Linked DNA regions of Homo sapiens: all the other regions are linked to region 5. The links are chromatin contacts, found by Hi-C or POLR2A ChIA-PET in ENCODE. All regions are on one chromosome and are shown on one strand. The core of a region is the stretch at or near the end of the contact, and the rest is flanking DNA. Distances in the headings are between cores, read along the strand shown. Region 1 holds the start of NDUFA2 (NADH:ubiquinone oxidoreductase subunit A2). Region 2 holds the start of WDR55 (WD repeat domain 55). Region 3 holds the start of ANKHD1-DT (ANKHD1 divergent transcript). Region 4 holds the start of TAF7 (TATA-box binding protein associated factor 7). Region 5 holds the start of KDM3B (lysine demethylase 3B). Region 6 holds the start of HARS2 (histidyl-tRNA synthetase 2, mitochondrial).

Region 1 (4,696 bases), core at 2,116-4,615, 2.3 Mb before region 5:
ATATCCTATGAGCCAGCAACTCCATTTATTTATATTTAGCCTGGTCCATTACTGACATATGTATATAAGAAGGCCTGTAAATTTAATTCAGTTATAGCCTTGAAAATAATCAGTCTGGCCGGGTGCAGTGGCTCACACCTATAATCGCCGCACTTTGGGAGGCTGACGCAGGCGGATCACCCGAGGTCAGGAGTTCAAGACCAGCATGGCCAACATGGTGATATCCCATCTCTACTAAAAATACAAAAAAATTAGCTGGGCGTTGTGGTGGGCGCCTGTAATCCTAGCTACTCAGGAGGCTGAGGCAGGAAAATCGCTTGAACCTGGGAGGCGGAGTTTGCAGTGAGCCGAGATCTAGGTATTACACTCCAGCCTGGGCAAAAAGAGCAAGACTCTGTCTCAAAAAAATAAAAAAAAGAAAAGAATCAGTCTGAAACAGACTAAGCGTTTATTAGCTGGAGACTGACTAAACTATGATGGTGTTTCCCAAAGAGGGAAAGACAGCACTAATGGTACAAGAGATTATTTTAATTGGTACACTAACAAAGACTCCTCTCTTGATCAAATTAAAGTCAGACTCCTTTAAAGCTCTCTTCTGACTAGGGCTCTTCCTTGGCCTGCTGACCTCAGTTTTAAAAAGGAATCCTAAGTCAGTTCACAGAAAGTTTTCCCACTCTTGATATCCAATCCAACTTGATATCTAATCAAGTTCCTCTTCTCCCCAAGGAAGACTTTATTGAAGACTACTGTAACAAGAGTCAAGACCATTGTAATAGAGTAGAGAGACTGAACTTAATTCCGAATACAACAGGGACAAGTGAGAATTTATAGAAAATTACTAAAAGCAACTTGGTTAGGTATGGGGGTGGAGCGGTGGTTGATTTCTTTGTTAAAACTGTGCTCAGCAGGCCACGGATGAGTCCTGCTGAAAAATGGGACTCTTTGGGGAACCTGACTAAAGTTTAGCCAAGGAGGGAATGCTTGTCACTGCTCTGAAAGATAATCTCAGAAACACTGAGCAGGGTTTAAAAAGAAGCAAGTTGCAAAAATGATATATACAGCATAATATCATTTAACTCAAATATTTTAAATCACAAAGCAATGTTGTGTTTTCCTCAGATATGCATGTATGTGTATAAATGCATTTAAAAAAGAGTAGGAGGGCCAGGCGCAGTGGCTCACGCCTGTAATCCCAGCACTTTGGGCCGCCGAGACGGGCAGATCATTTGAGGTCAGGAGTTCAAGACCAGCCTGGCCAACATAGCGAAACCCTGTCTCTACTAATACAAAAATTAGCCAAGCATGGTGGGGCATGCCTGTAATCCCAGCTACTGGGGAAACTGAGGCAGAAGAATTGCTTGAGCCCAGGAGGCAAAGGTTGCTGTGAGCAGAAATAATGCCATTGAACTCCAGCCTGGGCAACGGGAGGAAAAGATATGCCAAAAAAGGTAACTGTGGTTACTTCTAAGAAAAGGACTGAGGCTGGGCACGGTGGCTCACGCCTGTAATGCCAGCACTTTAGGAGGCTGAGGCGGGTGGATCACTTCAGGCCAGGAGTTCAAGACCAGCCTGACGAACACAGTGAAACCCTGTCTCTACTAAAAATACAAAAAAAAAAATCAGTCGTGCATGGTGGCACATGCCTGTAGTCCCAGCTACTTGGGAGGCTGAGGCAGGAGAACCGCTTGAACTCAGGAGGCAGAGGTTGCAGTGAGCCAAGATTGCATCACTGCACTCCAGCCTGGGTAACAGTGAGACTCCGTCTCAAAAAAAAAAAAAAAGAAAGAAAAGAAAAGAAAAGAAAAAAAAAAAGAAATGGACTGGAATTGGGGATGTTATCAAAGATGATTTTATCGGGGGCCAGGCACGGTGGCTCACGCCTGTACTCCCACCACTTTGGGAGGCAGAGGCGGGTGGATCACCTGAAGTCGGGATTTCAAGACCAGCCTGATCAACATGGAGAAACCCCATCTCTACTAAAAATACAAAATTAGCCGGGCGTAGTGGAACATGCCTGTAATCCCAGCTACTCGGAAGGCTGAGGCAGGAGAATTGCTTGAACCCGGGAGGCGGAGGTTGTGGTGAGCCGAGATCGCACCACTGCATTCCAGCCTGAGCAACAAGAGCGAAACTCAGTCTCAAAAAAAATAAAAAGATGATTTTACCCTTATTTCCTATGTTTTAATTTGCTATTGGAAGAAGTAATTCCTATATAATGTGTAATTACACAACACGTATAAAAAAAAAAAAAAACTTAACACCTTTCCTGCAGGAATTTCCCTTCTAATACCCTTATGCACTTGGCCTGATCCAGTTAAGGCTCACAGAGATAAAGGGCCAGCGGGTATAATTTTTTACCATCCTTGATGACAAGACATTCAGAATTCTTTCACCATCACCACCACTTTTCTATTCATTGCCCAACTCATTTCCATGGTCCTAGCACAAAATACTCACTGGTGGAAGGAGTGAGGATCATCCACATCGTGGCCATCGGGGGCCAAAGGGTTGGAGAACGGCTCACCTGACAAAAAAAATTGACGTTAATTTAATCAGTCTCTTACGTGTCAGATCCTATGCAAAAATTTGAGATATAGTAGTGAACAATACAGAACAAAAGTTAGAACAGCGACAGTGTCAACACAATGTAATAAGTGCTGAAATAGGAAACTACAAGAAGCTGTGGGAGCACAAAGCAGAGGACCCTAATCCTGCGCTGGAGGATCAGAGAAGACTTCCGGAAGATCACGTCTAAAATACTACGTAAAAGATAAATACGCGCAACCCAGGATTAAGTATGGGGACAGGACTGGGGGAAAGCGATCCACGCACAAAAGCCGCCCATCATCACTTGGAGTAGGAGTGAGGACTGGGGACGGAGTTTGGAGCTGTCGGCCTCACTTAGGACCCTGTGGCTTCTCCGGGCTCAAGCGTCACACATACATACATACACACACACACACACACACACACACACACACACACACCCGGCTTAAGCTCAGAAGCTACAATAATGCGCCAAGTGCCCCAAGTGCCATGGGGAAGAAATAACGGATGGCCTGAGCCTTACTATCTCGCTCCGGCATTTTGTTATCGTTCTTTCGCTGTCACCAACAATCGAGTCTCCAACAGCAACACCGCAGCGACAAGCTCTTTCCCACAGTGCACCTCAGAATCAACCCACACTGCTTTGCGTTCGCAGCCTTTCCGCTTCCTGTTTTTCCCTCCGACCAACCCCGAGCGCAAAGAAATTGACCTCGCAGCGGTCCTACAATACTTTTATATCATTGGCCAAGCTTTACCCCGCCCCTGCCTCATGCAGCCTATGGGCTAGGCTTTAGGGTCCGCGGTTGGTCAGACCGGAGCACTTGGCCTGAAGACCTGGAATTGGCGACTTCGATATTAACAAGGATGGCGGCGGCCGCAGCAAGTCGAGGAGTCGGGGCAAAGCTGGGCCTGCGTGAGATTCGCATCCACTTATGTCAGCGCTCGCCCGGCAGCCAGGGCGTCAGGTGAGGCGCGGCGTGGTGAGGCGGGCGGGCTTCGGGACGCCAGGGTCACGACCTCGACCTCCCTGAAGTTGAGGGAAGCCCCCGCCCACAGCACGCGCGGCGCTCTCTCCGGCCCCGCAGGGACTTCATTGAGAAACGCTACGTGGAGCTGAAGAAGGCGAATCCCGACCTACCCATCCTAATCCGCGAATGCTCCGATGTGCAGCCCAAGCTCTGGGCCCGCTACGGTGAGTGCGGGACGCCAGGGGTCTGGGGCTCCGGTAGGGGAACAAGGGTTTGAGAAGAGAAGGGACCGCCCAAGGTCGTGCAGAAACCCGTGGAGAAACTAGAACTCGGACTTTAGCCTTGCTGTTGATCTTGTTTCCATGAAGAAATTTATATTCGCAGGGTTATATGATGCGTTGTATTCCGGGCAACATAAGTATGCAGGCTGACCGAATCCTGCGTAGGGACCAGGAGCTGACGTTTTTGTAGTTAAGAATGGGCTTCAGACAGGAGAGAAGTTAGTCAATATAGTTTCTCCAAATAACGTGTAGCCAGTGTCAGTCCAGGTAGTGTGTGAGAATCTCAGTAATTTTGCACATAGAGCTGGGCCCTGTGCTGAGTGCTTCCCTGCCTAACTCATTTAATCTTCATTAGTTAGGAGGAAGCGTGTTCTTCTTTTCTCACTGTAGAGATTAGAAAACGGAATCAAAACTTTGTTTTGCACTATTGTTAAACTCTAGCTGCAACTTTAGATGCAGCTAGAGTTTAACAGGATTGAGCCTTTACATTTATTCCCCTTCCTAGAATGCACTTACCCCTCTAAGACTGGCATGGCAATGTATTGCAAAATGAAATTTTCCTATCATGTTGCCTAACACATTGTAGGTATGCAATAAATGTTTATACATACTGAATAACAGGATTTTAATCACAGCTTTTAACTATATGGTGCCCTGGGAATGACGGGAGGAGGTGGAGGAGAGTGACCACCTTAAGCAGATTGGTTCTCAGAGTAGATATCTGTGAGACACAGTAGACATTAGACATGCACTAATAATTGGAGAAGGAAAAAAGCTTCTCCTTCCAAAAGCCAGTAGACTACAGGAGGAGATAGACACGAGTAACTTTAGTGTATTGTGCTGGGTATTATGTTAGATAGCCTATGGGAGCCTAGAGAATGGGTACCCAGCTGGGTGCGG
Region 2 (4,797 bases), core at 1,743-4,242, 2.3 Mb before region 5:
CAGCCCCAGAAGTTAGAAATCTAAAAATCAGTAAGGTAGAGCAGGCTCTTGCACTTCAGGTCTGCAGGAGCTAGAGAAAGCCACAATTAATTACAGTACATTGAGAGTACGTGCTGAAAAAGAGGCAAGATCAAAATGGAGGTGGGGGAGAGGCACCAGCCTGTAAACAACTTTGAGGTGAGTACTGTTTATGGAATACCCCCAAGTGCCTGCCTCAGAGCAGATCCTCAAAAAGGGCAGAATGAATACATGCTTAATTGCCAGTGAGTTCCAGGTAGGCAGAACTGAGCCTGCTCATTTTCTCTATCCCAGTGCTGAACGTGAAAAAGTAGCTTAATAAACATTCACAAATTGAATGAATACTTGGGAAGGGAGAAGAGAGCCCTGGAAAGCTAAGGTGGTGACATGTGGGTTGGATCATACAAGAGTAGAATTTGCCTGGCAGAGAGCAAGGGCCAGATACTGGAGGCAGCAGAGATAAGGAATGAGGAGGGTTCCTTGTAGCAGGAGAGTAGCATGACTGAATCTAGAAAGATGGGCTGGGGTGGGCATGAGACCACATGAGCCAAGCAGAAGTTTGAATTTAATCCTCGGAAAAGGAACCTTTTCACAATAGTCATGGCTGAGGGTGGGGAAGGGGAGAACCAAGAATTTTCCTCCAGAACCTTTTTTAAGACAAGGGAAGCAACAAAGTTGTGTGGAATGTGAAGAAAGGTGGATGTCTAGGGCAACTCCCAAGTGCCTGGCACCATAAATATGGATAGTAGTAGAAGGGAACCTACATTTGTTGAAGAGCTGCTTAGGTGCTGTACTGCAAACTTGTCCCCTCTGCAAGGGTAGGTATAATTCCCCCTTTCAAAGATGAAAATACAGAAGTTAACACGCTCAAGGCCATTACAGCTAATGAGGGGTTGAGGTTTAAATTCATTAAGTAAATCTGATAAGCATAACATCTTCAACTTTTCCACTGCCTCTAACCTGTATCTTTTGTTCAAAATCAAACATGTGTTGAGCATCTACCCTAGACTAGAGGTTGGAGATAAAATAGAGAACAAAACCGATGACAGATTACACTCCAGAACAGTGTTTTTTCACATTCTAGTCATATAACGGACTAGTAAGCTACGATCAGCATTTTGTGTACATGTACACAATAATAGAATAAAATCAGCAATTGTATCACAGAGCATCATATATAATGTAAAAGGTATTTCTCTGTGAGGCAAGGTCAAAGACGTTTGAAAAACATTAGTGAAGGAGACAGCATTCAAATAATTACACAAATGGACATATGGTTACCAACCATTCATTATTAAGGGAAAGGTACCATGGCACCTGGTGCCATGGCAGCATCTAACAGGTAACCAATTTTAGTCTGGGGAGAGAGGAAGAGGGAAGAGATCCTGGAAACTCAGAGATAGTAGGTAAAAGTGAGGGGAAAGGAGTTTTCCGGACAGAATAGCACATGCAAATGGGCTGAGGTTTCGAGATTTTTTTTTGAGATGGAGTTTTGCTCTTGTTGCCCAGGCTGGAGTGCAATGGCACGATCTCGGCTCACTGCCACCTCCACCTCCCAGGTTCAAGCGATTCTCCTGCCTCAGCCTCCCGAGAAGCTGGGATTACAGGTGCCCGCCACCACACCCAGCTAATTTTTCTATTTTTAGTAGAGACAGGATTTCACCATGTTGGCCAGGCTGGTCTCCAACTCCTGACCTCAGGTGATACCCCACCTTGGTCTCCCAAAGTGCTGGGATTACAGGCATGAGCCACCACGCCCGGCCCAAGACGTATTTTTAAAAGGTATGGATGAATGAGCACAGATGGTCAGGGCGTTGAAGGCAGGATTGAGAAATTTGTACTAAATCCTAAAAGCAGACCATTGAAGGGTTTTAATCAAGGGAGTGTCTCACTCTATTGTCCAAGCTGGAGTGCAGTGGCACGATCTTGGCTCACTGCAACCTCCACCGCCCGAATCCAAGTGATTCTTCTGCCTCAGCCTCCCGTGTAGCTGGGATTACAGGCCCGCGCCACCACACCGGGCTAATTTTTGTATTTTTAGTAGAGACGGGGTTTCACCATGTTGAACAGGCTGGTCTCGAGCTCCAACCTCAGGTGACCCGCCCACCTCGGCCTCCCAAAGTGCGGGTATTACAGGCGTGAGCCAAGATTTGTGGTTTGAAAAATCACTTAAAGGGGCCTGCTGAGCCTGTCTCGGGCACAATATAATAATCCGGTAGGAGTCCGGGCACGGTGGTTTACGCCTGTAATCCCAGCACTCTGGGAGGAAGGCAGGTGGATCACGAGGTCAGGAGTTCAAGACCAGCCTGGCCAAGATGGTGAAACCCCGTCTCTACTACAAATACAAAAAAAATTAGCCGGGCGTGGTGGCGGGCGCTTATAATCCCAGCTACTCGGGAGGCTGAGGAAGAGAACTGCTTGAACCCGGAAGGGGGAGGTTGCAGTGAGCCCAGATCGCGCCACTGCACTCCAGCCTCGGCGACAGAGCGAGACTCCGTCTCAAAAATAAATAGGTAAGTAAATAAATAATAATCGGTGGGAAATAACAAGGCCTTAAAGGGCTTTTTGGCCTACTACGGTATCTGGGCTCTGTCACGACATTCCAGTTCTTTCAACAGATTGGTGTGATAGAAGAGCCGAATGTTACTGAATAAATTGGACCCAAAGAATCTTGCAAAATTTGTCTCCCTGCAACTTTCTCTCATCTCTCCTGTTCCCAGGTCCACCCCCGGGAAGCTTCCAGACCCGGCGCCCCGGCCCTGCCCCGCTCTCACACGAACACGTCCCCGTCCACGTCCCCTGCAGCCAGTAGGTCACGGGCCGGATGGAACGCCAGCCCACTAGCCGGAGCTTCCAGCACGATGTCTTCCGGAGTGTCCCGGATCCGGGTTGGGGCTTCCATGGAGTCTGGGTCCTCCTCGTCGCTCCCATCCTCAGCGGGCCTCTCCTCACAAGTGCGGTCCATGCTGAGAAGGACTGCGAGCCGCGCCGCCGCAGGGTAGTCAGCCTCGGAACCACCCACACTGCGGGAGGAGTAGCCTGGCACTCCGCTTCCGCCTCGGGGGGCGGGGCCGGAAGTGTCTCCGGGACGTTCTTCCTCTTACAGGAGAGGTGGGTGGGCCGCTGCTGGTGCGGGTGGAGCGGAGCGAAGAGACCGCATCTGGGAGATCGGCTACTTCCTTGTCCTGCTGTGACCCCGTTTGGGCTAGGTAGACGGTGCGACCGTCAATTCCCTCCCTAGTCACGTCACGTAAAGTTGAGAACTGCGTGTAAATCTTTCCTCTCCTACTTCATCCAGACAGGCTTAATGCCCTTGGGATAGGAGAGAGGGACGCTAGTCCTTCGTGGCTTGGTGAAACCCAAGATCAAGTCAAGCGACAGCCTGGGCTGTCAGGAAGCCGCAAAATCCCACGCTGCGCGATGACATACGGGAGTCTGGGACAGCAGGCAGCTCAAGCAGCTGGTGTCCACGCCCCTAACGTCTTTGTGGCCAGTTTGCTGTGCCAGTTCCTACAATTTGTCTACAGAAACTCAATGGGCTGGACAAGCAGTGCTCAGTTACCAAGAATTTTTTTTTCTTTTTTGTTTTGCTTTGTTTTGAGACAGGGTCTTGCGCTGTCGCGCAGGCTGGAGTGCAGTGGCACGATCACCGCTCGGCTCAAGCGATCCTCCGAGTAGCTGGAACTACAGGCACGCGGCACCACGCCTGGCTAATTTTTATTTATTTATTGAGACGGAGTCTCGCCCTGGCTGGAGTGCAATGGTGCGATCTCGGCTCACTGCAACCTCCGTCTCCCGGGTTCAAGAGATTTTCCTGCCTCAGCCTACCGAGTAGATGGGACTAGAGGCGCATGCCACCACGCCCAGCTAATTTTTTGTATCTTTAGTAGAAACAGGGTTTCACCATGTTGGCCAGGCTGGTCTCAAACTCCTGACCTCGTGATCCGCCCGCCTTGGCCTCCCAAAGTGCTGGGACTACAGGCGTGAGCCACCGCACCTGGCCAATTTTTGTATATTTTGTAGAAACGAGGACTCAGTATGTTGCCCAGGCTGGCCTTGAACTCTTGACGTGTCTTCCCACCTCAGCCTCCCAAAGTGCTAGGATTATAGGCGTGAGCCACGGCGCCCAGCCCCTGAATTTCTTTTTTTAAATCAAGGTCTTGCTCTGTCACCCAGGCTCAGAATGCAGTGGTGTGATCATAGCTCACTACAGCCTTGAACTCTTCGGTTCGATCCTCCTGCATAGCTATAGACTCATGAACTCCTGGCCTCAAGAGACTCTCCTGCTTTGGCCTCCCAAAGCACTGAGACTGTGGGCATGAGCCATCGAGCCTGGCCTCAGAAACTGAATTTCAAACCCACAATCTCCAGGTCTTGCTTTTAGTGACTCTCCAGATGTCTTCACCTGTGCCATGTCTCTGTGACCATTTTTAATAATTGGGACTGCCTACCTACATCCATAGAACCATGGTGTCATTTGTCTGAAATTAGCCATTCTAGGTGCTATTGCAGCAAGGCCCAATTTCAGCCTCTTACATGCCATGCACAATACTGGCTTCCTCACAAAAACCTGTCCTACCAAGGTGAATATAATCAAAGACAAGGTAATGGCTAAGGTGACTTTCTAGCTTTCTTGGATCTGGTGAGGCCACAAATCTTGGGCTCAGGGTAGACAGTGGCAGCGTGGCATCCAGCCAGGAAGCAGTAGTGACACCTAATGATGAGCACCAGGCCAAAGTGCTGGTAATGAGCAGAAGGGAAGAAAAGGGAAGGGAATGG
Region 3 (4,659 bases), core at 1,897-4,396, 2.0 Mb before region 5:
GCAGGAAAATAGCTTGAACCTGGGAGACGGGGGTTGCAGTGAGCCAAGATCGAGCCACCGCACTCCAGCCTGGGTGACAAGAGCAAGACACAGTCTCAAAAAAAACAAAAAAAACAAAAAATTAAAATTAAAAAAAAAGGCAAATGAGTGACCTTTCATCTCACCCATGACAATTATGTAAAAATGGTCAAGAAAATCAAGGTCCCCTTTTTCTATCACATTTAGACCAAAGCAAACTCTTTCAGATTCTCATTTACAAGTTTCATAGAAAATAAGCTCTAATCTTTAGTCTAAGGATATCCCCCACACTTCATTTCCTAGCTAAAAAGTACTGTGTTCTAGCTTAATCTCTCACGTTTCACTGAAAGGATAAAATAAAGCCTTCCACAAGACCAAGAGCAGGGATACTCCAGAGTCTCTCCCCATAACTGCCTACTCAAATAAAACATTTCTCTCACCTTGGCTTAGAAGTTATTTCCCTTACCGTGAAATTCAAAGACGTAGACATTCAAGGGACTACCCGCCTTATAACCCACACACTTTTTTTTCCAAAGCAAAATGTTAGGGTCAGAATGTACTAAGGTTTTAAATATTAAATAAAACCCTGTTCAGACCTAGAATGATAAGACAGTATACTAACTGCAGTCTGTAACCCACAAATAATTTCTCCTTATTCCTCTCAAATCCAAGAGCCGGGATTGTTAGTACACACAGAGAAATTCCTGTACTTTAACACCAAGACCAGAGGTTAAAATAACTGGTCACAGGTGACAACTCAGGCACCTCAGAACCAAAATAGAAGAAATACTCTGAGCACTTAAAACAATCACGGTACAGTACTCTACGCAAGCCACAGTCAACAGAAAAAAGTATACACATAAAATACCGCCCCTTGGGATCACAAGGTCAGGAGATCGAGACCATCCTGGACATGGTGAAACCCTGTCTTTACTAAAAAATACAAAATATTAGCCGGGAGTGGTGGCACGCGCCTGTAGTCCCAGCTACTCAGGAGGCTAAGGCAGGGGAATCGCTTGAACCCAGGAGGCGGAGGTTGCAGTGTGCCGAGATCGCGCCACTGCACTCCAGCCTGGCGACAGAGCGAAACTCCATCTCAAAAAACAAAAACAAAACCCGCCCCTTTTTCCCCAGAACCCAAAAGAAGTTAATGCCTACCATCCCAGGTTGCTCAGACCTAAAAATGTGTACACATTAGAGTACACACAGAAGAGTTAAAGAAATGAAGGACTTCACTGCAAAGGCAGAGTGAAGGTGTCCAGCCGGGCACGGTGGCTCATACCTGTAATCCCAGCACTTTGGGAGGCCGAGGCGGGCGGATCACCTGAGGTCAGGAGTTCGAGACCAGCCTGACCAACATGGTGAAACCCCGTATCTAATAAAAATACAAAATTAGTCGGGCGTGGTGGCGCACGCCTGTAATCCCAGCTACTCGGGAGGCTGAGGCAGGAGAATCGCTTGAACCCGGGAGGCGGAGGTTGCAGTGAGCTGAGATCACGTGTATTCTAGCGTGGACAACAAGAGCGAAACTCCATCTCAAAAAAAAAAAAAAAAAAAAAAAAAAGAAGAGGTTTCCACAGGTTGCCCCACTTTCTCCAAGCCTAAAACCTCCGAGTTCAGCTACCCAGCTATTCCGAAGCTCAGGGATGCCCTGGAACTTCCTTTTCCTGTCTAACTTCACAAAAGGTCCCAGAAGGAGGAGTCACGTGATTTTTCAGGGTAAAAGCCGAGAGATCCCTAATACTCAAACCTGTCTCAAACTGAAGAGGGAGAATAAGAACCGTCCTTAAGCACACAGGTAAGACACACACAAGGCAGAAGGCAAATAAACGTATCCCTCAACTCTGAGGAGAGGCAAAGAAGAGAAACGATCTTTGCACCAGCTCTGTCTCTGTCTCTGTTTGTCTCTCTCAGTACCAAGGGCAGGGACTCTGGCAAGACCCCGCCCCCCACCCCCAACTCCAAAGCAGGGTGGGCGGGAGGCAGCCTGAGGAGTCCCTGTTCCCGCGCGAAGCTCAGAGACCAAAGGACTCCCTATTGTGGGTCTACGAATGGTGACGGGAACCTGTCCCGCTCGAGCTAAAGAGTAAGCCGAGGGCTCACTAGGCCCTCACCGCGGCCACCGCCGCCATGGAGCCGACCGCTGTCACAGAAGGGCTCCACCAGGGAAGCGGGAGGATGGCCCCGGCCCAGAGCCTACCCAAAGAGAATTCACGCCTCACAATGTGTGGGAGGCGAGGGTCCCGGAGCCTTACCTCGGACACTTCGTCCTCGTCACTGCCAGAGGCACCACCTCCACCCCCGGTCCTCAGCACGGCAGCCGCCAACTTGAAATCCAGCGCCGCGTCCCCTCCGCCCGTACCGCTGCCGCTGCCGCCGCCGCCGCTGCTGCCGACTCCCGACGCTGGCCCGGCCTCCCCAAAGAGCCTCACGGTGCGGATCCCCAGACCGACCCCTCCCGGCGGAGGCGGCTCCGAGGCCCCAGCTGGGGCGGATCGCGGAGCCACAGAGTCCAGGTCCTCCTCAAAGGAGGTGCCGCCGCCTCCGCTATCAGTCAGCATTGTTCGCACCCGGAGCCGGAGACGGTGCCGACCCACTCGCGGTCACCGCCGCCGCTGATCTCGGGAACGAGAAGAGCAGCAAGAGGAAGAAGCGTCTCCTTTCCCCCGTCCCAGCAGCGCCACTAACTTCTCACTGCCTAACCTGCTGCCTCCCGCCCCCTCGACTCGCCACTGGCTGCAATACCCTGGCGGCTGCAGATCATTGGCCAAAGTGACCCGTCGCTCAGGCTCTTCGTCACGCGCCGCTCGCTGGCTCGCAGCCGCCAAGCTGCGTTGACCCGCGCAGGCCTAGGCGGTTGCGAACACCCGCCTCCCACTCTTCACCAGCTGACTTCCGCTCTTTTCCTATGTCTATTGGCCAACCCGCCTGACTATCGCGTCACGACCTTAAAGTGGATTAGTTGGCCTTGTGGTCAGTCATAGTGACCCCGAACAATGGGAGAATTCATTGGCGCCATAAAGTGTCGGTCACTTTGTCGCGGGACGTCGCGTGGTACAATTGGCCTGTGGGAGTACCATTGATCCCGCCCTCATCTGAGGTGACGGGAAAGGGCCGGGAAATTTCCACTTCTGAATAAAATGACTGCTGAAGTGATGACCCGCAAGAATTGGTCAAATTTGGAGTAGACTTCACCCTGCGCTTGGTGAAACTTCTACGTCAAGGATGCAAGAGGCGCCGAAGTAACGCAGCTCCCACCTGTCGCTCTCCGCTGGGCGCCGAGACTATGGCCGGAGAATAGCTGCACCGGGATTGGAGAAAGGAAGCCATCAGTCTTAGGAAGGCTCCACCTTCCTGCCATTGCCTGGTTGGAGGAGCGTAGCGTCAGTCACTAGAGCAGTCACCACCTCTGGGACAGGTGAAGATGTGTAACCTATTTGCCGGGGGCTATTTGGGAGGGAATAGAGGACGGGGAGCGATGAGGGGACAGTCGAGGGGCAAGGCCGATCTCGCTTCGCGCCTCCCGCCTTTCTGAGTTGAGCCTAGCGCGCGGGTCTGAGGGACATCCGGGGAGCTGCTTGGGATGGCCGCCTTGGGGAGACTCGACCCGCCCGCCAGGACCCGGCCGCGCGCCGCAGTTCGGGCGCCTTCGGGCAGGATCGCCCAGCGGGGCCGCGTTCTCCTGCTTGCGGACGGCTGCGGGCCTGAGGGCTGGACAGCGCCATGCCTCAGTACCGGGAACTGTCCCACGTAGGAAGGTGGGAATGCCGCGAACGGCGTGCGGAATCCGACCTCAAGGTGGAACGGGGTGGTGAAGAGTGCATGCTCCGAGGCAGTTTCGAGTTCTGGTGCTGCCACTTACTTGCTGCCTGACTTCGGCGCGTTTGCTGTTTCATTTTTGTGACTTTCAACTCGCTCCTCTGTGAAATGGGAGTAATATTAGTACCTTCCTCATTGGGTTGTTGTTATGAATAAATTAGATGATAATATAGCGCTTAGCAAAGTCCCAAACTTACAGGAAAGACTCATTTTTGCTAGTTATTGTCTCCTCTTCCTTCAGGAACTCTCTGCTCGCCCCTGGGTCCTGCCAGCCCAACTAATTCTAGTTCTAATCAGATCTGTGTGGTGCAAAACAAGGCTAGCTGTGGTGGTCTTCCCTCCTCTAAGGAGATCTCTTCCTCCCTATATGCATCTCTCTATCTCTGTCTTTATCTTGTCAGTAAAGAGGGGGGTTAAAAATATTCAGATTCTATAGCGGGCGCCGTGGCTCACGCCTGTAATCCCAACACTATGGGATGTTGAGGCGGGCGGATCATTTGAACCCAGTAGTTCGAGCCCAGCCTAGGCAACATGGTGAAATCCCGTCTTTACCAAAAATACAAAAATTGGGCTCGGCGCGGTGACTCACGCCTGTTAATCCCAGCACTTTGGGAGGCCTAGGTGGGCGGATCATTTGAGGTTAGGAGTTCTAGACCAGCCTGGCCAACATGGCGAAACCCCGTCTATACTAAAAATACAAAAATTAGCCAGATGTGATGGTGCGTGCCTGTAATCCCAGCTACTCGGGAGGCTGAGGCAGGAGAATCACTTGAACCCAGGAGGCGAAGTTTGCAGTGAGCCAAGATCGTGCCACTGCACTCC
Region 4 (4,688 bases), core at 1,313-3,812, 3.0 Mb before region 5:
GGTTCACGCCATTCTCCTGCCTCAGCCTCCCGAGCAGCTGGGACTACAGGTGCCTGCCACCGCACTCGGCTAATTTTTTGTATTTTTAGTAGAGACGGGATTTCACCGTGTTAGCCAGGATGGTCTCAATCTCCTGACCTCGTGATCCACCCGCCTCGGCCTCCCAAAGTGCTGGGATTACAGGCGTAAGCTACGGCGCCTGGCCCTTTTTTTGTATTTTTAGTAGAAATGGGGTTTCACCATGTTGGCCAGGCTGGTCTCGAACTCCTGACCTCAGATGATCCATCCGCCTTGGCCTCCCAAAGTGCTGGTATTACAGGCATGAGCCACTGCACCCAGCAGATTATCTTAATGTCTACTGATAAATCCAATTTAAAAAAATATTTAGGGTCAATATAATTTCCTCCCCTAAAACAGCATATAGAAAATGTGTTAAACTCAAAAGCAGAAAATGTATTTCAGGACTGAAGGAGCTAGATACATTAAGAAAACCTCAGTTAATCCTTTTAACTATGTCTGGCAATATTCCATGTAAAGAAAGGTTTAGAAACTAAAATACACAGTAATTTTGGAAAATGAAAAATTGCATACAATTTATCTCAAGTTACCTTCTATGATAAGAATATTTGAGCATCATAAAACTCATAGGGAAGATGCTGAGTAATATTTGGATTATTTTCATGTATAATGACCTCACATTGTATATGGTTAAACAAAACACAGCCAGGCGAGGTGGCTCAAGCCTGTAACAGAAAAAACTTCATCTTTGAAAAAGAGGAAATAGATCATTCTGGAAATTACAAGTAAGTCAGCTAACATTCTTCAACACATTATAAGCAAAGAGAAATAATTTACCGTTATCTGGAAGGGCATACTTTCTCTTTTAAAATTAACATTAAAAACCAAACTAACGTCAGGTCATTTTAATTTCCTCCCACAACAGTATCTCATTCTAGCTAAACCACATTCACACACACTATTAGTAAACCTCCCCACCTCATAACAATTAGAATTGTCCTTGACTAGAAAGGAAATGTATGTAAAGTGGCTCTATCTCATTTTAAAATGACAAAGAATGTATTTTCTCTCAGAAATCACTACAGGATTTGAGACTATGATCTTTCTAGACAGATAAGTTTTTTCATTCAATTAGCAAATATTTTTTGTGTATCTCCCACATTCTGGTACTAGGCACTGGGACACAATGACCAGGATAGAAGAAGATCACTATCATGGAGCTTTCAATCATACAAGAATAAAGTGAATTTTGGAAATGTTAATTACATCTTAAGAGAATTCTCTTAAATTTAGGGGCAATTGTTAATATTTTAGAGGATAGAAATGAAATATTAATGGCCTTGATGCTCTCCCAGATATTTTAAAAATAAATGGAAATAAATAGAAATAAGTACCAACTGTTACCCAGTTATGTTAAAATACTAAAAATATGTGTTGATGAATACCTGACTATTGATAGAAAAGACAAGCAGAAAACAGCAAAATAGTAGAGGTGGAGTTAAAAAAAATGTCAAAGTAATTTAAAATTACTTGTACATGAGAGACAGGAAACAATACTTCAATTATATCTACTTTAACCAGATGCTCAGTCTATCAGACAATTCTGTCCAAAAGAACACTTCCTTCTCTGTTTACATTTACATCTAAATCAAGCACATAAAAAGGAATCACCCTTGTTTCCCCAGAAGTATTATAGAACACAAGTAAAACCAGAGGCACAATTCCCCTACAGGGAATTATATTTAAAAATACAGACTTTGGGCCATGCGCGCTGGCTCACACCTATAATCCTAGTACTTTGGGAGGCCAAGACAGGCAGATCACCTCAGGTCAGGAGTTCGAGACCAGCCTGGCCAACATGGTGAAACCCCTTCTCTACTAAAAATACAAAACTTAGGTGGGGTAGTGGAACGTGCCTGTAATCCCAACTACTTAAGAGGCTGAAGCAGGAGAATCGCTTGAACCCCAGAGGTGGAGGTTGCAGTCAGCCAATATTGTGCCACTGCACTCTAGCCTGGGTGACAGCCTGAGACTCCATCTCCAAAACAAACAAACAAACATATATATAGAGAGAGACTTATATAGTAAGCTGCATGTCCTCCTCACTCCATTGATTTGGGTACTTTGAAATCCATTGTATAGTAGCTACACATTCTTGTATTGGCACCAGATAGGCTAGACTCTAGGGAACATCCGAGATGTTTCCAGAAGCAAAGACGCTTACTGCAAGGCGTCCCCCATCTCCCGGAATCACCCGGAAGTCTAGAAGCCATCCGGCCCCACAGCGATCCCGTAAAAGTGCTGGCTTAGCGGGGGACGAATCTGTGTCTTTCTTGGAACTTCCAAGCTCTAAATAGTTTGAAACCAACAGCTCTTCCGAAACACTGTCATTTCCATCCCGGAAAAACAAGTTCTCGCGAAAAGATGAGTTTCACGCTGGGCAGCGTAATTGCGCTATTGCGCCTGCGCTAGCTGGGGCTCCGCCCTTCCGCCCGGAGGGGCTGTCACTCACAGCCGCCTCCCGCCCCGCGTCGCGACGTAGCACTTCCGTTTTTGCTGGGTAGGCGACCCGGACGGAGGGCCGGCGAGGTGCGGGGTCTGGTGATGCGAGCTGCGCCTCTCGGCAAGATTTCGCGCTGCCCATCCCGGGCCCTTTCATCAGTAATCGGTAGTGGATCACTCTGCCAAGCGGCAGGAAGAATTAAGGAAACGACAAGGAGACGCTCGGCTCTCTCCCGCTTGGCTCCTTGCGGCCTCCTCTTCCCTTCGCTCCGGCCCGGTGAAACTGAACTTATAATCGTCACTGGATTGTAAGTACCCGAGGCGAAGAGAGCTCGCTGAGCCCTGATTTTTTGAGTGTCTTTGTTCCGGGAGAGTTTGTGAGTTGAAAGTATCTCTGCTGGGCTTTCTGGGCCGAAAACCGTTCCGGGGGAGCCGCCATTTGCTTTCCTGTTCCCTAGCTAGCTAGCTAGCTCTCTCCGCGTTGTCCGGCAGCGGCACCTAGAGGTTGGGACTTGGCATTGCATCTGATTTAATGAACTTAAGTCTGTGAATAAGCCTTTGTGTTAACGACTGGTATTCGGTCACAGCATATTTAGAGAAAAGACTTGGAGCTTAAATAAAAACTAAGGCAAAATAGACGCTTAGCTGCTGATCTACAGAGAACTTCTTGTAATTAAAAGATTTCAATTCATAGCAAACTGGTGTTTTAAACTATTGCAGTAGCTGGAACTTTTTAGTGTAACCAGCATTTATTGGAGAAGTGAATCACAAGGAAATAAAGATGAGTAAAAGCAAAGATGATGCTCCTCACGAACTGGAGAGCCAGTTTATCTTACGTCTGCCTCCAGAATATGCCTCTACTGTGAGAAGGGCAGTACAGTCTGGTCATGTCAACCTCAAGGACAGACTGACAATTGAGTTACATCCTGATGGGCGTCATGGAATCGTCAGAGTGGACCGTGTTCCATTGGCCTCAAAATTAGTAGACCTGCCCTGTGTTATGGAAAGCTTGAAAACCATTGATAAAAAAACTTTTTACAAGACAGCTGATATCTGTCAGATGCTTGTATCCACAGTTGATGGTGATCTCTATCCTCCTGTGGAGGAGCCAGTTGCTAGCACTGATCCTAAAGCAAGCAAGAAAAAGGATAAGGACAAAGAGAAAAAGTTTATCTGGAACCACGGAATTACTCTGCCTCTAAAGAATGTCAGGAAGAGAAGGTTCCGGAAGACAGCAAAGAAGAAATATATTGAATCTCCAGATGTTGAAAAAGAAGTGAAACGATTGCTGAGTACAGATGCTGAAGCTGTTAGTACTCGGTGGGAAATAATTGCCGAAGATGAAACAAAGGAGGCAGAAAATCAAGGCCTGGATATCTCTTCTCCAGGAATGTCTGGTCACAGGCAGGGCCATGACTCATTAGAACATGATGAGCTTCGGGAGATATTCAATGACCTCAGCAGCAGCAGTGAGGATGAAGATGAGACCCAGCATCAAGATGAAGAAGATATAAACATCATTGACACGGAGGAAGATCTGGAGAGACAGCTACAGGACAAGCTAAATGAATCAGATGAACAGCACCAGGAAAATGAAGGAACCAATCAGCTGGTTATGGGAATTCAGAAGCAGATTGACAACATGAAAGGCAAGCTCCAAGAGACCCAGGACAGGGCAAAACGACAAGAGGATCTCATCATGAAAGTGGAAAATCTGGCTCTCAAGAACAGATTTCAGGCTGTACTGGATGAGCTCAAACAAAAGGAAGACCGAGAAAAGGAGCAACTCAGCTCTTTGCAAGAGGAGCTAGAATCACTCCTAGAGAAGTAAAAAGAACTGATATTTAATTTCAGTCTTCAGACTGGTCAGCATTAGAAAATTCTTGGCTTTATTGTACTGGGTATTAAGACCTTGCTCTTCCTAGTCCTTTTAATGCTGTGTGTTCTGTTAAGTTCTTTCATTTGTTTGTAATTTTGTTTTTCAGCAAATTTATATTGTTTTGCTAGGTGTTCATCCTATAAGAAGCAGGATTGTATAGGCAGAAAAATGATTGTAGGAAAGTTGCAGGATTAGCGGAATGTATGGTTCAACCTTAATTATAGCTTCATTGCAGGACTTTACTGTTTCTCCATTTTCTAGAAGCTGCTGTTGCTGCTTTGTGATGACG
Region 5 (4,515 bases), core at 31-2,530:
CGCACACACACCATTTTTCATAGCCTTATCTCACCAGAGAAGCTAGGGCCCCTATCAAAATGAGGAAATAAAGTGGCTTGCCAAAACTCAAACACTATATTTTACCGCCACATTAACGAGAATAACACATCATGATCCCGAATGCTAGTTAAGTTGTATGACTGAACAACTTTAATCACAAAACACACCAAGGCATTCAAAAAGGGCCAAGCCCAAACACAAAGTTTCAAAACAAAACCTCTCCCAAGGTTGGGGGAGTAGCTGAGCTGGGAGCAAAAAGCACTACCCAGCAGCCCCGTTCGGCCACTAAGAAAGATCTCAAACTTAACAAAAACAGCCACAACTGCAGCTCCTGTCACCCAGAAGCGTTAAGGAAAGGAGAGGAGAGCTCGAGACAGTGCCGAGAGCTGGCCTTTCTGGAGACCGCCAGGCCGAGCCCAGCTCAGATGAGGAAGTAACTGCCAGATAAAAAAGCCCCGACCAGCTCCAACTGCAGCCTCCGTGCCTCCCATAACTGCCCACATTCCCGCCCCACTTGGGGCTCTGGGAGAAAAGGAACAGGGCGCAGGTCTCCTGGGAGAGGCTGGGGACCACAGGTCCGCGTCTTCGAGAGGGCAGCGGCAACACTGGCCGAACTCTGAGGCTCCCGGGAGCTCAAGATTCGAGAGCCTGCTCCGAAGGCGTGTTGGGGGGAACGCCGAGAAAAGGGTCGCCCAGGAGGCGGGGCCTGCTGGCTGCAAGCAGCAGCTCCGGACGCCCTGGCCGCCCCCCGGGGGAAACCGGGGCGCACACCCCGACGCGGAAGCCATGCCGGCAAGCGCTCGGGGTGCGGAGGTGCCGGCGGGGGGCGCTAAGGAGACCCGGGGGCACGGAAATGGGTCACCCCCATCCCACCGCCCCCTCACAAAGGCCCCCGGGGAGGCCGCCCGCAGGCCCCGCAGCCCCGGCCTCGAGTGCCCGACTCGGCCGCCACTCACCGCTAGGTCCTGGGGCACCGCCCCGCTCATGGCCCGCACCGTGCCGGCCCGCCAGGCTCGAGTGCGCAGCGCAGGCCCCGGATCTCCGCTCGCCGCTGCCGCCGCGGGAGCCGAGGCCGAGGCTGAGGCCGCAGTGTCCGCGAACAGCAGCAGCAGCCGCTTGCCCACCGGGGAGGCCGCCGCGTCCGCCATCGCCGGGGCCGGCCTGACCCGCGCTCCCGCCCGCCGCCTCCCACCACCTCCGCCGCCAAGCGCCCGATCCGCCCGCAAGGCCTCCCTCCGCACCACCCGCGGCCGCCGTTCCCCCCCACCCCCCCCAACAGCCACCACCAACCACCGGCGCAGCGCAGCGCCCCCCGTGGCCGGGAGCGGAGCCGCAGCCTGGGCCCCGCACAGCGCCCCCCGCGCTCTGGAGCGGGGCGACAGCTCCTGGCCCCTCGCAGCGCTCCGCCCCAATCTCCCCGGGGCCTGCAGTGCCCCCTGCGGTCTGGAGGGGAATTGCAGGTCCGGCCGGGGTAGGGAAGTGGGCGGGTCCTTCAGCTTCCCCATGGCATCATCCCTGGTCTCAATCTTCCTTCAGGGAGTCGTATATATGAGAGGGCTTTAGCTTGCTCTCCTCGGATACCAAAGACATTTACGGGGTAAGGGGGTGAGGGGCAAGGTACCTAGAGAGTGGATGTTTTGAGCTATTTAGTGTCTCCAATACCCCCATTGATTTCCTATCCTGAAAATATGAGCTCCTACCTGCTGTCTTGTAGGAAATGTTCTCCCCATTGGTCCATGAGACACAATGTCTTCCTTCTCAATGGCCCATAACAGCACCATCCCATTCTATACTGCCAGCACTTCTTAGGTTCCTTTCCAATTGGCCAATGTATTACTTCCATTGGATGTATAATGCCACTCTTTCCACTGACTGAAGGCCAACGTGCCCCCCAACATCTTGGTGTTTTTCCTAAAACCGACCTAACTTCTTCCCCTTCCTAGTCTGCCAATGTTATTAAGTCTACGTGTTTCTCCATTCAACTCTTAGGGGAACTGGAAATAGACCAACAGTAAAGGGGTTCTCTTAGTAGCACTCCATCTTACCATGGAATTAGTGGGGCTGGGGGCAAAGAAAATTCTGTAACTCTTATCTGAATGCATTTAATACAGGTGTGGGAGACTGATAGCTCCTGATTAGAAAAGGAGCCTGCAGAGAAAGTGAGATGCTGAGATTTTTGGCTAGATTGTTACCCACAATAAGCAACAGGAAATTGCCTCAATCATTTAAAGCTGGCAATATCAGGGACTAGCACATTCCATGGTCTCATGGATGCAGAGACTGAGTATACACAAAATGGATACAAAAGATAAAGGGTATAGTAATAACCCATGACTGTTGTTCTAAAAGTGACTTTTTGATTTTCCCTACAGACAGGAAATAGTGGTAGCTGGTTCTTTCTCCAAGGCTTCTGTGCCTACCCCAGCTATCTCCTGTCCATAACCTTGTCTACACCCTTGACCTACTTTTCTTGTAACAAAGGCTTGGGGAGAGGGGTAACCAACTATTGACTTTATACTTTTACTAAAGTATAAAACATATAGGAAAATCATTCTAGAACCAACCCTGTGGAGCACCAAGGAAACATTCCTCCCTCCACTTCTTTTTAACTTCCATCTCCCACAGCCAACCTGAGGCCTGACTCAGAATGTTTTTCTGGGCTGAGAGCCACCTCTTAAAGCACATGGCCCATAAGCTGTAGTTGGTAGGAGGGGAACAAGGGTGAATCCATACAAGATCTATCTGCCTTGCAATTTTTCTATCAAAATTATCTGCTGGGATTTTCTCCCATACAGAGATTTAACTACTGCCCCAATGTCCAAGGCTAGTTTCTCACAGCAGAGAGACAGAAATGTACCTAAGTTCACGGATGGGAAAGGCAAAAGGGAAATGCATTCAACAAATGTGACCAGCACTTTTCATGTGCCAGGAACTTCCCAAAGTGTTGGGGACACAATATTGAATAAAACAAAACTCTTGCCCTCATGGAGTTTACGTTCTTTCCTATATTAACAAGACTTCAGGAATGAAAAATAAAATCACACTTGGCCTCACAGAAAATAGCAGAAAAATCCAACAAAAATAAACTCAAAAGAAAAAAAGGGGGAAACAAAGTCATTTTAGATGTTCAAACTTTACCCCTGCTCAAGCAGTAGGTGAAATGAAACATCAGTTTTAAAGAAAAAAAACCCTGTAATTCTAAGCTTCTTTAACCACATGCCACTGCCCACCACTTCCCCAAAGCCCTTCCTTTGTTTCCAGGGCAGGTGACAACCCTCACTTTTTCTAGGGTGTATGTGCACCCCTGCAAAGATTCCTGCTCCAGGTAGTCAAGTCAGTCCTGTCCTGCACACACTTCATTGGTATTCAATGATGAGTGCCACCAATTTGAAGCAGGAAACCAGGACATAAGCTAAGCAACTTGACTCTTCTTGCTGCCTGGCAAATTAGCACCACAACTGGTAAAGAAAGGCTAAGCCTTAGAGACAGAGGCTCCTGCCTGGATCTCTAAGCAACTACACTTCACCCACACACATTGGAAGAATGTCAACATAGAGAGAAGAAAGGGTGGAACAGAAAGGTCTAAAGAGTGAGCCACATAGCTTCTTTTGGCAAACCAACACTCCCAAAGGAAACATTAGGGAAAATACTGTCTTCTACAACAAAAGAGAAGCTTTGCAGCTAGGATTATTTTCCAAAAGCAGTATTTTTAGGATGGAAAAATTGCCTAGGTCTATGGAATCTGAATTCTGATGACTAAACCTCTATCTCTCCAGGATGTAACATGTGAAAACTTAAGAAAGATCCCTGGCTGTCTCCCACCCTGCCTTCTCCCTACTTCCCAAAGCCTACAAACCAATCTAGACAAGTTCCTGACTGTACCATAAACCATTTCTCAGGGAGCTGGAATGCATTCATACTTGACTTCAACTTGCTGGAAGTGAGAGTGACAGCAGGCAGGAGGAGACAAGTATAACTGCCAGGGAAAGAGAGACCAAACCAGACTGCCAAAAATAACCAAGGCCTTAGCAGAAGCCTGGGCCACAGTATAACATCCTGCCATGGCCGGCAAAGGGCCTAGGGTCCAAATACTGCCCCTTTTTGAAAGGTTGACCCACATCTTAGATGAAGGGGCTGGAACAGTTAGGTGGCCTTCTACCCTGCTTCTTCCTTGTCTTTGTGGGGAAGGGAAGAAGACACTGTAGTACACAAGGTTGCTTGGGAAAATGGATTATTCTAATAAAACTTTATTTTTTCAAACACAGCCACAGAGGCAGAACCTCATGTTTAACACACACAGACTTATGGATTTTTCTTTTAATATAAAACAAAGTTTACGAAAATTTTTTTCCACTTTTTGTATTTGTAATCCCATTAGCACAGGGACTTTGGCAGCAGGTGGGAGTGAAGGGCAGCTGAGCTGCCACTGGGCAGTCACTGGGCACAGGAGGAGAGCACCAGCCTGGGGAGTGGCTTCACTCACACACACAGGGA
Region 6 (4,660 bases), core at 436-2,935, 2.3 Mb before region 5:
GGCTGCTCTTGAACTCCTGACCTCGTGATCCAACCGCTTCAGCCTCCCAAAGTGCTGGGATTACAGACATGAGCCACCGAGCTCAGCCGCATTTTTAATATTCTCAAATACTTTAAGAATCTGAGAATAATGAAGGCACTGAACAACCCACCACTACCAACACCAACCATTCAGGGGTAGGGATTATGGTGATCTTCTCCAGGTCACCGTTCCTACTGAAAGAGCAAAAATAATTTTTTTTTTTTTTTCAGATAGAGTCTTACTCTGTCGCCCAGGCTGGAGTGCAGTGGCACGATCTCAGCTCCTGCAACCTCCGCCTCCCGGGTTCAAGCGATTCTCCTGTCTCTGCCTCCCGAGTAGCTGGGATTACAGGCACATGCCACCACGCCCGGCTAATTTTTGTATTTTTAGTAGATACGGGGTTTCGCCATACAGGTCAGGCTGGTCTCAAACTCCTGACCTCAGGTGATCCACCCCCCTTGGCCTCCCAAAGTGATGGGATTACAGGCATGAGCCACTGTGCCCGGACAAAAAAATAATAATTTTTAATAAGGTAGCACTGGTTATCAGGTTTAGAGAGAGGAAAACTGTAACTTGAAGACAAGGGAACCAGCTCAAGGACACAGAACAAGCCTGTGGAATGATAAGATATGGATTTCTTGAATGAGCTAAAAAACTCAGACTGATAAGATGCTGTGATTGAATATCAATAAAAGATCTGTGCCCTATTGTTCACGATAGCACAAAGCATCTGCTAAGAGAGCATTAGAATCTTTCCGAAGTAAGGCAAAACTTAATCAGTGACATTACCAGCACGCTGTATGCCCTTCCAAAAATAGAGGATGTGGTGGTTCCATACTATGGCGATTATCTGCCCTAAGAGAAGTCCAAGTTCAAGTACACAATCCCTTATCTGCAATTCCAAAATCCAAAACTCTCTGACATCTGAAAATGTTTTTCTGAGATTCATTTTGAGGTAAATTCTAAGATGAACTCAGTCTACTTCTGATCTTTAGTCATCTCATTTACTAGGAATATTCATATATTTCGCTTAAAAATGTTACTGTTTGAGTCCAAGAGTTTCAGGAAAAAGTGTGGATATGAATTAAAATACTCCCTTACTACATATCCGTGTATAAGTCATTCATTTAATCTTGCAGCCTCCGTTTCCTCAACTGCAGAATGGAAATCAAAACTCCAACCTCTCAAGATTGCTCCAAGGATTAAATGACCAGGCATCCAAATCGCTTAGTTCAGTGTCAGTACATAGTGGGCACTCGATAAAAACCGATTGTAACACTACTGGAATACAGGCCGCGAGGCTATGCGTTCAGATCTGGAGACCCTGCTGGGACAGACCAGAGATAATTCTGTCTCGCTCACCTGGCTTTGGCAACGGACCGCCCCGGTGCACGAAGCGCAGGGCGGTCGCAGGAGCTGGCTGAGCAGCGAAGCCCAGGCCCTCCTGGGAAGAAGTCCGAGCAGGGGCATCGCGCGGCAGGACGCCGGCTTTCCGGGACAGGAACAAAAGGCCTGGGAAGGAGGCGGGTCAGACACCAGGAAGGGTGGAGGGCACTGCAAAGGCGGAACCCGCGCACCAGGGAAAACTCGGGCGTTTGCGCACCTCACTAGTCACGAAGGCTGAGGTGGGATCCTCCCAAGTTCCCTTAGTAGCCAGCTTCGGCACTTCCGGGAGGAGCCGGAAATAATTTTTGTGCTCGGCGGAGGCTCTCTAGGCGTGCGACCCAGCGACTCGATAGCCGGAAGTCATCCTTGCTGAGGCTGGGGCAACCACCGCAGGTCGAGACAGCAGGCGGCTCAAGTGGACAGCCGGGATGGCAGAGCGTGCGGCGCTGGAGGAGCTGGTGAAACTTCAGGGAGAGCGCGTGCGAGGCCTCAAGCAGCAGAAGGCCAGCGCCGAGCTGGTGAGATTTAGGCAGCAGGGGAGAGGGCCAAGGCAAAGCCTGGGAGGACGTAAAGCCAGGGTGTTCGGGACATAGGGTAGAGATGTGAGGGAAGCGACCAGTCTTGTAGGGAGGAGAGTGGGCTGCGTGGGGAGACATCCGGGGTGGGTCCCGAGAGAAACAAAGCTAGGCCTGAGCAGAGAGATGTGATGAGGGAGGAATATTGAATGAATGGCGGGGGAGGGAGGAGAGTGACAGATGGATAGCTCAGCGCCTTCTTTCCCTCCACAGATCGAGGAGGAGGTGGCGAAACTCCTGAAACTGAAGGCACAGCTGGGTCCTGATGAAAGCAAACAGAAATTTGTGCTCAAAACCCCCAAGGTAATATCATTCCTGTAGGGAGCCACTGAGAAAGTCTCTAACTCTACTCACGGGGCGCTTATGTCTGCCTCCCTAAACCAGGTCATTGAGGAGGATCTGAAATGCTGCAGAGGAGAGGACAGTCGCTCTGGGCGCTGGGCTGGACTGGACTCTACCTGAGTCATTCTGGGATGGCAAAGTGATGGCAGAAACTAGGCCAGCTGGGTGATCAGGGGAGTCAGCCTGCTGCTGCTACTCCTTCGTTCATTCAATAAATGTGTATTTAGCGCTATGTCTCTAGCACTATACAAAGCACTGAATATATACCATGGTGGACAATATAGCCTACCCTCATGGAGCTTACATTCTACTGAAGGAGAGAGACTTAGAACAAATAATCCCACACAGATTTTTTTGTTTTTTTTTTAAACAGAGTATCCTCTGTTGCACAGGCTGGAGTGCAGTGGCACATCTTGGCTCACTGCAGCCGCTGCCTCCTGGGTTCAAGCGATTCTCCTGCTTCAGCCTCCTGAGTAGCTGGGACTACAGGTGCCCACCACCATGCCCAGCTAATTTTTGTATTTTTAGTAGAGACGGGGTTTCACCATATTGGCCAGGATGGTCTTGAACTTCTGACCTCAAGTGATCTGCCCGCCTCAGTCTCCCAAAGTGCTGGGATTACAGACGTGTGCCACCGCACCCGGCCACCACATGTGGTTATGTAATTACATATTGTGAAAAATGATATAAAGAAATTAAGGTTGCTCTGAGAAAAATAAGGGAGAACTGGGGAGTCTGAGAAAGGCTAACTGAGGAAGTGATATACTAACTGATCTAATGAATGAGTAGGAGATAGCCAGAGGACAAGTGTGACAAAGATAGGTCCAGGTAGAGTATGGAAACCCTAAAGTGGGAAAGAACTTTGGTAGTTTTGAGGAACTAGAGGATGATCTACATGGCTAGAACTAAGTTAAGGAGAGTAGAGTGGAATGAGGTTGGAGATTCTGAGCTCATCCTCCAGTTCAGTTCCACTTTCTGTAAGTTCTATAAACAGAACTGTTTACCCCTTCATCTAGGTGCTCTTGGCACTTCATACATATTTGTTATTACACCAACTTTAAGTAGTTATTTATGTCGTTTATTTACCCTGAGACTGAGACTAGATGCCTAAATAGGTATAGTCAGCCCTCCATATCCCAAGGTCCCACATTCACAGATTCAACCAACTGTGGATCAAAACCATTCAGGGGAAAAGAAACGATTAAGAAAAAAAATCTGGCTGAGTGTGGTGGCTTACACCTGTAATCCCAGCACTTTGGGAGGCCACAAGGGGAGGATCATTTGAGCCCAGGAGCTTGAGACCAGCCTGAGCAACATAGTGAGTCCCTATCTCTAAAAACAAACAAACAAATAAAAACCTTTTGAAATCTAACAATAAAAATTTCAAATAAAAAATATAGTATAGCAACTATTTACATAGCCTTTACATTGTCTAAGGCATTATAAACACTCTAGAGACTATTTAAAGTATATAGGAGGATGTGCATATAATTTTATGTCAAGGGCTTGAGCATCCATGGATTTTTGGTATTCACATGGGGCCCAGAACAAATCTCCTGTGGATACTGAGGGATGATTCTATTTAATACATGTATTTGAAATTGAATTCCAAAGGAGAGGGGAGATGGTCTGTTTTCCTTGTGTTAAGGTTAATTCTTTGGGATCCTAAATTCATTGAGCTGTTTCTTTCTACATATAACTAATTTTTGAAGGTTAAAGAGACAGTGTAAAATCCCAAAGTGGTGATCATCAATGATTTTTCAAACTATTAGATGAAAAGCTTACTGTGGAATTTATGATGGATCAGTCTGTCCTCACTAGTGATCAGTTTTAACATCACTAAAAGTAGGACAACTAGACATTATGTTCCTGCTGATGTGATGCAAGAAGAAGTACACAGCACCACCTGGGAAGTATTCTTGCCAAGTAAATTGAACTTGAATCTAATCAGATCTTTGGACTAACTATCAGTTTACAGGAAATACTAGAGATGGAGGAACATGTTAGATGGCACATCAAGCATATTGTTCACCAAATCTAGAATGTGAAAATTTTTTTTTAGGACAAATGGCCCAATTTCCTCAGTTAATAAATGACCTTTTTAAAATAAAAAAAAAAAGTTGGGGAGGGAAGGAAACTATTGTAGATTAAATAGACATATCAGCTGATTACAACGCATAGACTTCATTCTGAAGCTGATTCAAATAAATCAACCATAAAAAGATATTATTGAGGCAACTGGGGAAAACTGACCATGGCTTAGCATTAGATAATATTAAGGAGTTGCTGTTAGTTTTGTTAGTTATAATAAAGATAGAGTCTTTGGGGTTTTTTAA

The links. A loop is a pair of places that touch in the nucleus more often than their neighbours do. ChIA-PET counts read pairs that join two places held with the same protein, here RNA polymerase II (POLR2A). Pooled maps may share reads with other maps.
Region 1: a pooled map shows a loop between it and region 5 (7-fold over the local background). The contact joins the promoter of NDUFA2 here to the promoter of KDM3B in region 5. A Hi-C loop is called at or near these places in 3 of 50 pooled maps. POLR2A ChIA-PET finds 5 or more read pairs at or near these places in 3 of 52 experiments (activated B cell and activated T-cell).
Region 2: a pooled map shows a loop between it and region 5 (3-fold over the local background). The contact joins the promoter of WDR55 here to the promoter of KDM3B in region 5. A Hi-C loop is called at or near these places in 1 of 50 pooled maps. POLR2A ChIA-PET finds 5 or more read pairs at or near these places in 2 of 52 experiments (MCF 10A and activated T-cell).
Region 3: a map of B cell shows a loop between it and region 5 (6-fold over the local background). The contact joins the promoter of ANKHD1-DT here to the promoter of KDM3B in region 5. A Hi-C loop is called at or near these places in 1 of 168 maps with a recorded cell type or tissue (B cell), 1 of 37 single-sample maps with no recorded cell type and 6 of 50 pooled maps.
Region 4: a loop to region 5 is called in a map of CD8-positive, alpha-beta T cell, with 8 times the contacts of the local background. The contact joins the promoter of TAF7 here to the promoter of KDM3B in region 5. A Hi-C loop is called at or near these places in 1 of 168 maps with a recorded cell type or tissue (CD8-positive, alpha-beta T cell) and 6 of 50 pooled maps. POLR2A ChIA-PET finds 5 or more read pairs at or near these places in 1 of 52 experiments (HCT116).
Region 6: a loop to region 5 is called in a pooled map, with 13 times the contacts of the local background. The contact joins the promoter of HARS2 here to the promoter of KDM3B in region 5. A Hi-C loop is called at or near these places in 9 of 50 pooled maps.

What each region holds. Positions count from the first base shown.
Region 1 is chr5:140,646,299-140,650,994 of GRCh38, reverse strand. NDUFA2 (NADH:ubiquinone oxidoreductase subunit A2) reads left to right here and starts at 3,365. Exons shown (of 3, transcript NM_002488.5): 1 at 3,365-3,512; 2 at 3,633-3,739. The coding sequence starts at 3,412. IK (IK cytokine) reads right to left here and starts at 3,166. Exons shown (of 20, transcript NM_006083.4): 1 at 3,071-3,166; 2 at 2,458-2,524. The coding sequence starts at 3,086. It overlaps MIR3655 (microRNA 3655), which reads right to left and starts at 3,151; the gene lies at 3,069-3,151. It also overlaps a transcript of TMCO6 not described here. RefSeq lists enhancers at 3,092-3,627, 3,368-3,787.
Region 2 is chr5:140,663,099-140,667,895 of GRCh38, reverse strand. It overlaps WDR55 (WD repeat domain 55), which reads right to left and starts at 2,992. Exons shown (of 7, transcript NM_017706.5): 1 at 2,793-2,992. The coding sequence starts at 2,983. LOC124901088 (a long non-coding RNA gene) reads left to right here and starts at 2,459. Exons shown (of 2, transcript XR_007058968.1): 1 at 2,459-2,531; 2 at 2,739-4,797. RefSeq lists enhancers at 2,858-2,987, 3,338-3,497, 2,915-3,581.
Region 3 is chr5:140,399,888-140,404,546 of GRCh38, reverse strand. It overlaps ANKHD1-DT (ANKHD1 divergent transcript), which reads left to right and starts at 3,146. Exons shown (of 2, transcript NR_186045.1): 1 at 3,146-3,436. ANKHD1-EIF4EBP3 (ANKHD1-EIF4EBP3 readthrough) reads right to left here and starts at 2,714. Exons shown (of 36, transcript NM_020690.6): 1 at 2,274-2,714. The coding sequence starts at 2,579. ANKHD1 (ankyrin repeat and KH domain containing 1) reads right to left here and starts at 2,714. Exons shown (of 34, transcript NM_017747.3): 1 at 2,274-2,714. The coding sequence starts at 2,579. RefSeq lists enhancers at 2,511-3,400, 3,591-3,640, 3,731-3,880, 3,971-4,120.
Region 4 is chr5:141,318,658-141,323,345 of GRCh38, reverse strand. TAF7 (TATA-box binding protein associated factor 7) reads left to right here and starts at 2,562. Exons shown (of 1, transcript NM_005642.3): 1 at 2,562-4,688. The coding sequence starts at 3,302. The coding sequence ends at 4,351. RefSeq lists enhancers at 2,034-2,183, 2,194-2,253, 2,834-3,033.
Region 5 is chr5:138,349,450-138,353,964 of GRCh38, reverse strand. It overlaps KDM3B (lysine demethylase 3B), which reads right to left and starts at 1,280. Exons shown (of 24, transcript NM_016604.4): 1 at 978-1,280. The coding sequence starts at 1,169. FAM53C (family with sequence similarity 53 member C) reads right to left here. Exons shown (of 5, transcript NM_016605.3): 5 at 4,236-4,515. RefSeq lists an enhancer at 341-440 and silencers at 691-1,160, 1,241-1,480, 1,501-1,580.
Region 6 is chr5:140,688,480-140,693,139 of GRCh38, reverse strand. It overlaps HARS2 (histidyl-tRNA synthetase 2, mitochondrial), which reads right to left and starts at 1,685. Exons shown (of 13, transcript NM_012208.4): 1 at 1,384-1,685. The coding sequence starts at 1,491. It overlaps HARS1 (histidyl-tRNA synthetase 1), which reads left to right and starts at 1,770. Exons shown (of 13, transcript NM_002109.6): 1 at 1,770-1,925; 2 at 2,196-2,285. The coding sequence starts at 1,836. RefSeq lists enhancers at 1,434-1,503, 1,584-1,673, 1,834-2,063 and promoters at 1,335-1,651, 1,716-1,742, 1,714-1,835, 1,385-1,835.